Linked DNA regions of Homo sapiens: region 2 is linked to region 1. The links are chromatin loops, found by intact Hi-C in ENCODE. Cell type or tissue: CD4-positive, alpha-beta T cell. All regions are shown on one strand. Each heading gives the region's core, and the rest is flanking DNA. Links, peaks and the distances in the headings are about the cores only. Region 1 has its middle 7.8 kb from the start of TAAR9. Region 2 has its middle 5.5 kb from the start of VNN2.

The links. Peaks named below come from ENCODE experiments on the same cell type or tissue, not always from the same donor. Only the 100,000 strongest peaks of a DNase experiment are listed, where the experiment ranks them.
Region 2: a loop joins it to region 1, with 5 times the contacts of the local background. A loop is called at or near these places in 43 of 110 quality-filtered maps.

What each region holds. Positions count from the first base shown.
Region 1 is chr6:132,529,023-132,531,943 of GRCh38, reverse strand. No RefSeq gene overlaps it. Among named protein-coding and RNA genes, the nearest start is that of TAAR9, 7.8 kb to the left of the region's middle. In CD4-positive, alpha-beta T cell, for the core only: a CTCF peak has its summit at 1,380 (motif pointing left); a DNase peak (open chromatin) is centred at 1,353.
Region 2 is chr6:132,761,937-132,764,857 of GRCh38, reverse strand. It overlaps a transcript of VNN2 not described here and the pseudogene RBM11P1. Among named protein-coding and RNA genes, the nearest start is that of VNN2, 5.5 kb to the right of the region's middle. RefSeq lists an enhancer at 1,389-1,488. In CD4-positive, alpha-beta T cell, for the core only: no CTCF peak of the experiment used is centred there; a DNase peak (open chromatin) is centred at 1,367; H3K4me3 peaks cover 1,510 bases.

The DNA of each region.
Region 1 (2,921 bases), core at 276-2,775:
CTGATACAACAGGTGGGTTCCCATGGTCTTGGGTTCTTATGTCTTCCTGTAAATTATGGGGTCTTCCTGAAACCTTTATAATAAATTAAGTTTCTGCCTAAAACAATCTGGAAATGGATTTGATGTTGTGGATGAGAAAAAACGAAAATTCCAGGATCATTTCTTACATTCTGGCCTATATAAGCTGGTAGAGGAAAAAGCTTGGGTAGTGGATGGAAGAGGAGGAGATTTCCAGTTGGCACGTTTTGATGTTGAGATGCCTTTGAACAATCAGATTGAGGACTGTCCAATAAATGGATAGATCTGTGTAGAGCTGAAAAGACTAGAGAGATTTATTTGGGGGCCATAATCTTATATGTCACAATTAATCACCCAGGGAACTAAGAGTTAAGGAAATGGTTATTTATTATGAATCTTCTGTGTGTCAGTTATCTACCAAACATCATTGTAAAGTAATGAAATTGCTTTTCTCATGTCACATGCAAGTCAAATAATTACAATCCTGCACTATGGCCTGAACAAAATTGTTCAAGATGCTGTATTTTACTTTATGACTTATGGAAGAAGTTAGGTATAATGCATTACTCTGTTCTCATGCTGCTAATAAAGACATACCCAAGACTGGTTAATTTATAAAAGAAAAAAGTTTAACGGACTCACAGTTCCACATGGCTGGGGAGGCCTCACAATCATAGTGGAAGATGAAGAAAGAGCAAAGGGATGTGTTACATGGCAGCAGGCAAGAGAGACCGTGTGCAGGGGAACTTCTCTTTATAAAACCATCAGATCTCGTGAGACTTATTGACTGTCATGAGAACAGCACAGGAAAGTCCTGCCCCCCATGATTCGATTATATCCCACCAGGTACCTCCCATGACACACGGGGATTATGGGAGCTACAATTCAAGACGAGATTTGGGTGGGGATACAGCCAAACCATATCATATAGTAATGGTTCTGAAATTTCTATTATTAGATTCTTTCTAGACCAAAATCTAATTAATATTCTTACAGACTTCAAATGATATAATGGTTTTTTTCAACAATTTAAAAAAAATTTCCACTTCTTGATCAGTATCAGAAGAAATATTAAGTCATGATAGTTTTCTTAACCTTTTTTTAAAAGTGTCTTCAAATACTAATTTTTGAGGAAAGTTTATTCATAATTTAGAAATAATTTACTTAATAATATTATAAATTATGATGATTGAAAATAAGATCTTTAAAGTTGTAGGTAAAAATATAAAGGGGATTGTGATATATTACTCATTATTTCTGGGCATTTCTTTATTGCTGAACTATTTTTAAGATAACAGCTTCAGTCTAGTTTATGGCCCTCTTATTTTCCCATACTCTGCTGCCCCCTAGCGGTCAATCTGAACAATACTAGGTTGATCAAATGAGGGGACGCCAAAGTTAAACAGGTAAATGCCCCAAACGGAAACATCTGTTTTAAAATTATCCCCATGCCAAATACTTTAACGTATGGCTACTCTCTACGCTACTCTTTCCCTTCCCTGCAGAACCCAGGAGGTGGAGGTTGCAGTGAGCTGAGATCATGCCACTGCGCTCGAGCCTGGGCAACAGAGCGAGTCTCAGTCTCGAAAAAAAAAAAAAGAAAGAAAGAAAACAAACCTGTTTTCAAAGGTGCTTTTGAGGGTCCTTTCCATCATTTCATGAACCTCCTAAAAGACACCGTATTCTCGGATTTTTTTCCATGCTTGCGAAGTTTCCAGAAACTGCATCAGCATTAAGCAATTAACTGCGGAAATGACTAGTGATAAAGACAAAATTGACAAAGAAATTTGGTTATTTCTGTGGTCTGCAATAACTTAACCATAATTATGATTGACAGCATATACTTGGACATCTTAGAATTTTAGACATTCCATTCAACTTGGAACATATATTAATAACATTCACTAAAATATAACCTAAAGAGGGTTAAACATATTTTTTTATTTTGACAATGCTTCCCATGTAACTCAACATGTCAAATAATCCTGTTTACCTCTCTTTTGGGATGCTTCAGGGGCTCTCTGTTGCATCCCAAAGTTAGAGGTCAGAAAAGACCATTTTGAAGCCGAAATTTGATTGTAGGAAGCCTGTCAGATACGTTAAAAGTTTAAAACACTTGCTATTACAAAATAGAATTCCAGGTCACCACAGGTCACTATTATTACCTGGAATCTTTAAAAAGGCAAAAACCTGGCCGGGCGCCGTCGCTCGCGTCTGTAATCCCAGCGCTTTGGAAGGCCAAGACGGGCGGATCACGAGGTCAGGAGATCGAGACCATCCTGGCTAACAAGGTGAAACCCTGTCTCTACTAAAAAAAATACAAAAAAATTAGCCGGGCATGATGGCAGGCGCCTGTAGTCCCAGCTACTCGGGAGGCTGAGGCAGGAGAATGGCGTGAACCCAGGAGGCAGAGTTTGCAGTGAGCAGAGTTCGCCCCACTGCACTCCAGCCTGGGCGACAGAGCGAGACGCCGTCTCAAAAAAAAAAAAAAAAAGGCAAAAACCTTTACTCATTGATAGAGGGAAGACTTAGCTTTCCAAACAATCTGTCTCTTTTCTTTTCCTTCTTTTTCCTGTGGTTTATTCAAAAGGCAAACAAAAATCTTTCATTTGTCTTTAATATTCTATGAAAGTCTTACTCAAGAGAGAAAGCCAAATTTCACCCATGCATTAGTGTACTATTAATGTCAACCCCAATTTTTAATAACATCTTATAGACAAATCTATCCTATTTTAATCAGTTTGACCATAAGGTGAGATTTTCATAAACCTTTAATAACCCTTTACAAATTTTTGTTGAAGAGATCAGTGCTCTAAGAGAACCTTGTTGTGCTTTTATTCCAATGTTCAGTTTATGGAAAACCTGTATAATACCCCTTTAAATTTAGCCAATATGTTCACACA
Region 2 (2,921 bases), core at 237-2,736, 230 kb before region 1:
ATAAACAAACTCCATTCAGTAGAACTATGGCATACGACTCACATTTTAAGGTGTTTAAAAAATGCAGACAAATGCCAGACTTCCATTTTTCTGTTTTTGCATGTAGTCACTGTGGTTAATGTTTTAGCCTACAAGAAACTGAAGAAACAGCTCATAAAGAATTTCTTCCCCTACTGGAGCCTCTAAATTCCTGTCCTGTCAGCCTTCCCCAGAGGAAGGATAAGCAGGGTAAAGGAGGTGCTATGATCCTGCCCTGCCTCCATGCCTGGCTGCCACCCAGAGAGGGAAAGGAGTAGAGCCATGATTCACTTTTCAGAGAGCTGCCAAGCTGTTTTCTAGAGTGGCTGTACCATCCTACATTCCCAACAGCAATGTGTGAGTAATCCAGTTACACAGCAGGTTGTTTAGCATGTTTTTTAAAAAATAGAATGGTGCATGAAATAGGTGGAGTGAAAGCTTTTTATCAGAAAGAGAATCTGTGGTACAAATGGAGGGAATGCCATCAAGATTAGCAAGTAGAAACAGAATTTAAGTTCATAATTTTAGGAGAAACCATTCAGATCAGGTTGACCTGGAAGAAAGGAAACTTGAAAGACTTTGTGGAGACAGACAGAACAATGCAAACATAAAGAAGTAGACACATTGACATTCTTTTAACAAGACAGTAACCAAGGACAGGTGGTTATGTCACCAAACCCTGGGTAAAAGCTGCCTTGGGCATGGCTCTTGTAATAGGGCCTCCATCTTGTAGGAATGAAGCAATAGTAATAATAGCAAAAATTATTCAGCACGTATCACCATTGTGCAGATAGAGGAAACTGAGGCACAGAGAGGGCACAAAACTTGCTCATAGTCACATAGCTAGGAAGTGGCTCAATCCCAGGCATTCTGGCCCCAGAGTCCATGTCCATGTTAATTATTATTAGATACCACCATGACCCTTATAACTTACAGTGAGAAAAAAGCTCTCCATAACTAGATGCAGGACCATACACAATTTAGTTCTCTCTAATTTGAAGGACAGTCTGGAGTGGGATCTGTCTTACAGTAAAAGAATAATGTGCTAAAGAGAAAGACTATGACATGAATATGAGAGTCGACTTAGGCTTTGTAGGCTAGAGAATCTCCTGATTCTATTGCTGTGGTTCCTCTGCTGAGCTTGGTTCAGTAGAAATTGTGTCAATGCTCCTCGCCTGTGTCATCTGGCCCATACAACTCCTTGAAAGAAAAGCTCAGGAATCAGAATTGCCAGGCTAGAATAAAATAGACACTCTTTCTCCTGGTGTCTGACTGAAGATGCAGCATCCTTGAACCAGCAGCTGCTGGGACTCCTGTCTGTCATCTCAAAGGGTACGGCCCACCCAGAAAGTGAAATCAAAACAGGAAGTCACCAGGGGTGACTGGAGGAGCACAGGCCTTGGAAAGGAAAGCAGCTGAGATCCAGAGGAGTGGAAGGCTCCCCCTTGACTAAAGCTGTAAGTAGTTACCTTGGGCTGCAAACATTATTTTTTCTTTGCTTCCTTGCTCACTGAAAATAAACAAGTGGCATTATTGGTGGATTGCTGTGACATTCTCATATTGATCAATAAGACATAAACTTTTCTATTTTTAATCTATCTTTTTTTTTTTTAAGTCTGCGATTTCCATGATATTTTCTTACCATACCCTTTCAAACGCATGTCTCTCCAACTGCCTACATAAATCAACGAGTGACTTGGATCCAGTTCCTGTGGATTTATTTCTGTGGTGACAGTCATCCCGACTTTACCAAAAGCTTTTAATTCAGTCAAGAGAATTTTTAATTTTTTAAAAGGACCGGCTGGTGAATGCAAGAAACTTTTGGCAGGGTTAATAGACTGGCATAGTGGGTGGACCTATGAGATTAATATTGTTAATATTTTATTTTAAGGAAGCAGGAGCTGTCGGAAAGTAGGGGAGGATGCTACTAACTCAAAGGGACTTCTGCAACTTCAACCCTAAGTTTCTGAGACAGGAAAACAGACATGTTGGTTGAACCATGTGAAATTACTTTTGCTAGGTCAAAAACAGTGATGATTGGCAATTTCATGTTGCACAAGCATTTCCATCTAGCAGTGCTTTCAGAGAATCCAAGGCTGTGATATATCATTACCTTCTCAGATTTGCTCTGGTTTCAGCTGTGTTCATTAGCTATCTGAAGCATTGAACACCCATCCAACTCTAAAGCTGGAAGATTACCTCATCTGAATGAGACCTGGCCCCAAAAGATGGTTAAAGTTCAAGCTGGTTCTTTTCAAGGCAACCTTGCCTTTTACAGGGCCTGACTCAGTCTCACTAAAGCCATATGTAATACTCCAATGGTGTAGAGACAGAAACGTTTTTCTTTGCCATTAAGTACTTTTTTTGGATACAGTATTGTACTTTTTTGGTATACAGTATTAAGAGGAACAGTTTTAACACTGGAGCCTGGCTTTTCTGCCTATTGTTGCTTCTTATTCTTATTTTGACGTGTCACCCTTGCTGCCTGTGAGAATGTCATTGATAATAATACATGATATTTCCCATTCTTTGTTTCTCAGTTCACTTGTCATTTTGCATTCAGGAGAAGGGACAGAACAGGAAGTCCAGTAGCCAGTGTCAGAGCCTGGAGCAGCTCCTCTCCTTCCTGGGGTTGAGTTCCTTGGTTTTCTTGTTTCACCTTTGCTACCCCACTGCAGTTTTTCTACCACGCTGGGTTTAGCACGAATCAGGAGTTGATGCCCAGGTACCCTGTCAACCCCATTTCATTCCAGCAGTTCTTCAGCACGGTCATCCAAATAGACTAGAATTTGAATTGAACAACAGTAGTTCTGTGGGCCTAACAATGAAATAATATTAAGCAGTCAGGATATTATATTACTAAATAGTCACTCACTTTTGTTAATTATTGTCATCTGCGTTGT